Regions from separate parts of the Homo sapiens genome. Here region 1 is linked to region 2. Evidence: read pairs that join two places in POLR2A ChIA-PET (ENCODE). Cell type or tissue: CD4-positive, alpha-beta T cell. All regions are shown on one strand. Links, peaks and the distances in the headings refer to the core of each region. The heading gives the core; the rest is flanking DNA. Region 1 has its middle 60 kb from the start of TNFRSF13B. Region 2 holds the start of SMCR2 (Smith-Magenis syndrome chromosome region, candidate 2).

Evidence for each region. ChIA-PET counts read pairs that join two places held together with the same protein. Peaks named below come from ENCODE experiments on the same cell type or tissue, not always from the same donor. Only the 100,000 strongest peaks of a DNase experiment are listed, where the experiment ranks them.
Region 1: POLR2A ChIA-PET joins it to region 2 with 5 read pairs; 1 of 35 experiments calls an interaction of 5 or more read pairs at or near these places.

What each region holds. Positions count from the first base shown.
Region 1 is chr17:16,910,268-16,913,169 of GRCh38, reverse strand. No RefSeq gene overlaps it. Among named protein-coding and RNA genes, the nearest start is that of TNFRSF13B, 60 kb to the left of the region's middle. RefSeq lists an enhancer at 2,422-2,591. In CD4-positive, alpha-beta T cell, for the core only: no CTCF peak of the experiment used is centred there; a DNase peak (open chromatin) is centred at 1,339.
Region 2 is chr17:17,675,095-17,677,996 of GRCh38, reverse strand. It overlaps SMCR2 (Smith-Magenis syndrome chromosome region, candidate 2), which reads left to right and starts at 309. Exons shown (of 4, transcript NR_131243.2): 1 at 309-422; 2 at 1,626-1,787; 3 at 2,475-2,631. RefSeq lists an enhancer at 1,965-2,593. In CD4-positive, alpha-beta T cell, for the core only: no CTCF peak of the experiment used is centred there; a DNase peak (open chromatin) is centred at 1,536.

The sequences.
Region 1 (2,902 bases), core at 168-2,667, 760 kb after region 2:
ATGGTGACAGTTGCATAACTCTGTAAATACATTAATACTAAAAAACATAGACCCGTACACTTTAAACAGGTGAACTTTATGGCACGGGAATAATATTTCGATAAAACTATTTACTCAAGGGGAGGCAAGAACTGGGCAGCTGGAGAAAAAGAAGGAAAAAAAGACTTTCTATCATATCTTTCAATACTTTCTGGGTTTCAAGCCACCTGACTAATACTATCTATTCAAAAGCAAGTCTGAAATCAAAGGATACAAAAAAAATTAAAGACAGACCCCTGATTCTCCCCTAGTTTGGGCTGGGGAGTGGAGAGGGAGGGAGCTACCGCACACCCTGCCATAGTGTGAAGCAGTGGCTGAGTGGAAGGCCGGTAGCGGGTTCTATTGGACAAGGGCAGCTTTGGGGAGTTTCCAGGACCCATTCATGGCCTGGAAGCCACCAAAGCCACTGGACCTGAGGGGAGACAGTGCCCTATTGACCAGATGGCAGTTGCCCAACTGACCAGAGGAGCTGTCCATGCCCTTCCTCTTCTACCACCATCTCAACCCACATAAAATCTCAGAACCCCCATGAAGCCCCAAAGAGAAACAGGAAAACCCTAAGACTGACACAGCCAGGCGGAGTAGAAGCTTGAGAGAGAAGCTCCGTTGACAGAAAAAGAAAGGAAAAACTCCTCTCAGGCACTAGCTCTGTGGGCTGGGCTCACACTCTGGGCAGCGCAGACTTGGATGCAGGAGAGACTCTCCCCTGCACCCTGAGACCAGACAGCAGCCAAGGAGGGTGATTCTTAGAGCCCTCTGCTTGTGCCTCATGTGCTTGTCCGGTTAACAGATGCTGCTAGATCTCTGTGGTCAAATTAGCTTGAAAAATGCTGGGTTAAACAAAGTCAAAGCGGCCAGGTGTGGTGGCTCACGCCTGTAATCCGAGCACTTTGGGATGCTAAGGCAGGCGGATCACCTGAGGTCAGGAGTTCGAGACCAGCCTGACCAACATGGTGAAACCCCATCTCTACTAAAAACACAAAATTAGCCAGGCGTGGTGGCGCATGTCTGTAATCCCAGCTACTTGGGAGGCTGAGGCACGAGAATCACTTGAACCCGAGAGGTGGAGGTTGCAGTGAACCAAGATCGCCCACTGCACTCCAGCCTGGGCAACAAGAACAAAACTCCGTCTCAAAAAAAAAAAAAAAAAAAAAAAAGAAAGCCAAAGTATTTTTTTTTAAACTGCAGGCCTTCTTTCTCAGAGCCTTCTCTTGTGTGCTTGTGACTCTTCAAGAGGAAGTCTGGCAGGTTCAAAGCACTTTTGTGTTTTTGAGGCATATCTAATAGGAAAGACAGTCTTCTTTGTTTTACAGCTGACGGGAAGTGTCTCAGCCAAAGTCCCAGTGTGCGTCAGGGAACAACTGGCCAGGGCTGATTCTGCAGCACCAGACAGCCTCTGCCAGCACCAGGTCACAATTCCGGCTGGTCCTGACTCGTGGTCCCAGGGCTCTAAGCAACATCATCCTGTGTCGAGGCAGCCTTTGGTCACCGCTTTGTTCAATTCTCAGAAAGTTTATGTACTTGAGCTCCTGATCAGGTCCGTATCTGGGGACATGGTTAACTGGACACAAAAGAAGATCAGAGAACAGATTCGCTCCCTGCCTGGGGTGTGGGGACACAGCAGCAGGGAAAGGCTGTGAATCCAGGCTGTGTCCTAGGTCCATCCAGCGGTGGGTTCCATCTGCACAGTGAGACGTGCAGTTTTCCCCTTGACCTGTTAAGATGTAAATTAGCCGCACCCCCTCCCACCCCCGTGCCTGCGCCTTGGGTCTCAGGAGCCCAGGTGAGTGGCTGGGGTCCAGGCTCCTGGGGTCCCATGGGGGCACTGCCCACCAGTGCGCACAGAGCAGTGGAAGGCCTGCCTGGCCTTGGGATCAGGTATCGACTGTGGGATGGCCCAAGTCTTCTAGATCCGGCCCTGGCCACCCCTTGGGCCTGATCTCCTGCCCCCCGGGCACACATCCTGGGCCAGGACAGCTCTCCAGCCTCCCAGCATCACTGAGAAGGCCCTTCCCTTTTCCTGGACATACTTATTCTATTCATTGCCTAGTCAGCTCCTCCTGATCCTCCTTCAAGGCTCTGTTGAGCTGTCACCTCCTCCAGGAAGCCATCTCTGACCCAGCCCAAGTCAGGTGATGCTCTTTCTCTGTGTCTCGTTGGCCCTGTCCAACACCTAGCAGAGCACTGGAAAGGCTGAACCCTAGGCCTGGACAGCCTGGGTTTCAATCTTGACCCTGCCGCACACCAGTGGAAGGCCTTGGTGACAATTTATGGAACTCCTCTGTGCCTCTACTCCTCTCTGTCCCTCTGCATAAAAGGGGATGAGAACATTGCCCATCTCACAGGTGGTTATGAGCATGAAGTGAGGGAGCACAGTTACGTTCTTAGAGCAGGTTCTTGGTACACAGTAAGTCCTCAATAAAGGCCGTGGAGGATGAATACTATGGCCCGTATTGCACCGCATGGCGACTGCACTCCTGTGTCTTCCCGATCCTCTGAAACTTCCCAGGGGATGGGAAGCCCAGCAACAGCCAAAGGCGGAGTGAGAGGAACGTAAAAGCCAAAGAAAGTCCATGGGCCCTTGGGAAGAAACTGAAGGACGAGGAGGATGTGAGCAGGTGGAGAGGAAGGAGGGAGGCTCCAGGAAGCAGCTGGAGCAGGGTGATGGTGCACAGAGCAGGAGAGGAGAAGCAGATGGTCAGCAAACACAGGAAATGTCCAGTCTCCCAAAAATCAGAAAAACACAACTGAACAATGGAAAACTAACTTTCAGCCATCAGGTTGCAAAGTTTTAAAGTTGGTAACATCAAGGGCAGGGGGGTGATCTACAGAAGCATGAACTCAGGGCCCACTGGAGGGAGGG
Region 2 (2,902 bases), core at 310-2,809:
CAGAACTCCAAAATCAGTTTCACTGGGCTAAAGCCAAGGTGTGGGCTGGGCTAGCTCTCCTGGTGCCTCCAGGAGAGAATCTCTTCCTTGCCTTTTCCAATTTCTGGAGGTTGCCTGTGTTTCTCAGCTTGTGACCCCTTGGTGACCTCCAGAAGCTAGAACAGGCAAGAAAACAATTGCTTCCATTGTCCCAGCTTCTACTTCCTCCCTTGACCTTCCTGCCTCTGCTCATGAGGACCCTTGTGATTCCATTCCGGTCCACCTGGATAATCCAGGCTAATCCCTCCATCTCAAGAAGACTCTTAATTTATTTAATCACATCTGCAAGGACCCTCTGAATGCTGTCTTGCCTCAACTCATTTTACAGATAAGAAAATCAAGGCTCAGAGAGGTGAAGTCACTGATCCAAAGTCACACAGCAGGTGAGTTTAGTCACCCATTTCATGCATGGAGAGCCCACTGTGGGTCAGACACTGGGTTAGACCCTGGGTTGCAATGTGAAAGTTACCCATGAAGAGTGCTGTGGTGCCCAGGCATGCAGAGTAATGACCTAGTCCTGTCAAGGAATTCAGGGAAGGCTTCCTGGAGGAGGTGATTAGTGAGTTGAGCTTTCAAGAGTGATTTTCCTCTGCCTGCTTTAACCAGGGAGGCTTCTGAACAAACGAGGGCCCTTCCAGAGGAGGACAGCCATAGGCCTAACCATCCTGAGACTGCTCTGAATGATGCTGGTTGAGAGGGCTCAGTCTTCTCAGAAGAGAACTAGGAACTGATCAGGGATCACTGTCAGCAGAGCTAGCCCCAAGACACTTCTGCTGCTGACCCTGCTTGTCATCCTTAGTTGCACACAGGTAGAAGGGTGAGCAGGGGTGTGCACGCTATGCAATGCAGAGGCTCAATAAAGTCAGTGTTGGGGCAGAGTCTCAAACTTGCAGCTCAAAGGCCGAACTCAGGCTGCTAGGTTTGTTTTGATTGGAAAGCAGAGCAAAAAGTGAAAATTTTGAAGTTGACATACGTTGCCAGGTGCAGTGGCTCATGCCTGTAATTCCAGCACTTTGGGAGGCCAAGGCGGGAGGATCACTTGAGCCCAGAGTTCAAGGCTAGCCTGGGCAACATAGTGAGACTCATCGCTACAAAAAAAAAAGTTTTGTTTTGTTTTGTTTTGTTTTTAATTAGCCAGGTATAGTGGTGCATATCTGTAGTCCCAGCTACTTGGAAGGCTGAGGTGGGAGAATCGCTTGAGCCAGGGAGGTCGAGGCTGCAGTGAGCCATGACAGTGCTACTGCACTCCAGCCTGGGGGACAGAGTGAGACCCCATCTCAAAAAAAAAAAATAAGAGAGAGAAAAGCAAGAAAAGAAAGGAAAGAAAGAGAAAGAGAAAGAGAAAGAAAATAAATATCTTTAAGGAATCTAAGTTCTTCGGGGCCCCACCACTACCTATTGTTCTATACCCGCATTTAAATCACCTGGCTGACCAACCCCTCAGCACACCCCGACACACACACACACACATACACACACACACACACACACACACACACACAGCCTTGGGTTTCAGACACCTTCCCCCCAGGGTTCTTAACACTCACATCTGTGTGGCCTTGAACTTCCTGTCTGTTTTCTCATAGGTCAAAAGGAGATCATGTTTCCTGCCTGGAGGAGAGGCCCCGGTGGACTGGAATAGGAGAAAGTGGAGGGGGTGTATTTCAGGATAGAATCCTGCACCCTGCCAGGGACCACGCTTATCCTTGGCTCACTCAATAGGATGCAAGGGCGTTTACTGTGGCCAGGTGATTCCCGCAGCCGCTGTCTCACTAGGTCTCACCTGCATTTCAATAGCCTCCTTGTTCAGATGAGGAAACACACTTAGGGAATGAAGTCACTTGCCCAAGATCACACAGTCATACTTAGAGTAGGGATTCTCCTGGCCTGAGCTCCTGCCCACGCTGCCGCCCCGCCTCCTCTGCGATGAAAACTGGATGGAGGCTCCGGGCTGTTCTTACAGAGCCCAGGCAGAGTGTGAGTGTGCAGGAGGACTCCCATTAGCAAGCATGTAGCTAGTACTTATTTGGCACCTACTATGTGCATTTCAGTCTTATTATCTCCATTTTGCAGAGAACATAGAGGCCTAGAGAGGGGAGGAAACTCTCCCAGAATACCTTCTTCTGTGTAGGTAGCTGTCACCCAGGCTCTCTGCTTAGACAGTAACAGAGGAATGAGATGGAAAATCAGAACTCCTGCCCCAGCTCTGCCACCGTGCCACCAACAGCACGGCCTTGGGTACCTCCTCACCCTCTTTGAGACTCTGGTTTCTAACGAGGAGTGTAGCAATCCGTGCCTCCTGGGCTTATGACGATTTAAAACAGTTCAACATTGTAGAACTCTGGACCACCAACTGTTGCTGCTCCCCCTCACCCCATCAGCCTCCAGCACTTCTACAGAGAAGACAAATGTGAATGTGAACCTTTCTTTTGTAGGTCTTGTGAGTGCCCAGAGCCCTGTGGCAAGAAGCCTCTGCCAGGGAAAGGGATGCGGGGAAGTGGAGGCAGTGATGGGGAAGCAGAGCCAGGAGAGACCCTTGGGCTTCCTTCCTTCAAGGCCTCTGGTCTCTAGCAGAGAGAAGAGAGGGAGCAGGTGAGAGCCCCACTTAGCTCTAGGCAATATTTTTTTTTCAGACAGGATCCCACTCTGTCACCCAGGCTGGAGTGCAGTGGCACAATCATGACTCACTGCAGCCTCAACCTCCCAAGCTCAAGCAACGCTCCCATCTCAGCCTCCCAAGCTCAAGCACCGCTCCCATCTCAGCCTCCCAAGTTGCTTGGACTACAGGTGCACGCTATCACGCCCAGCTAATTTTTGTATTTTTTGTAGAGATGGGTTTTTGCCATGTTGTTCAGGCTGCTCT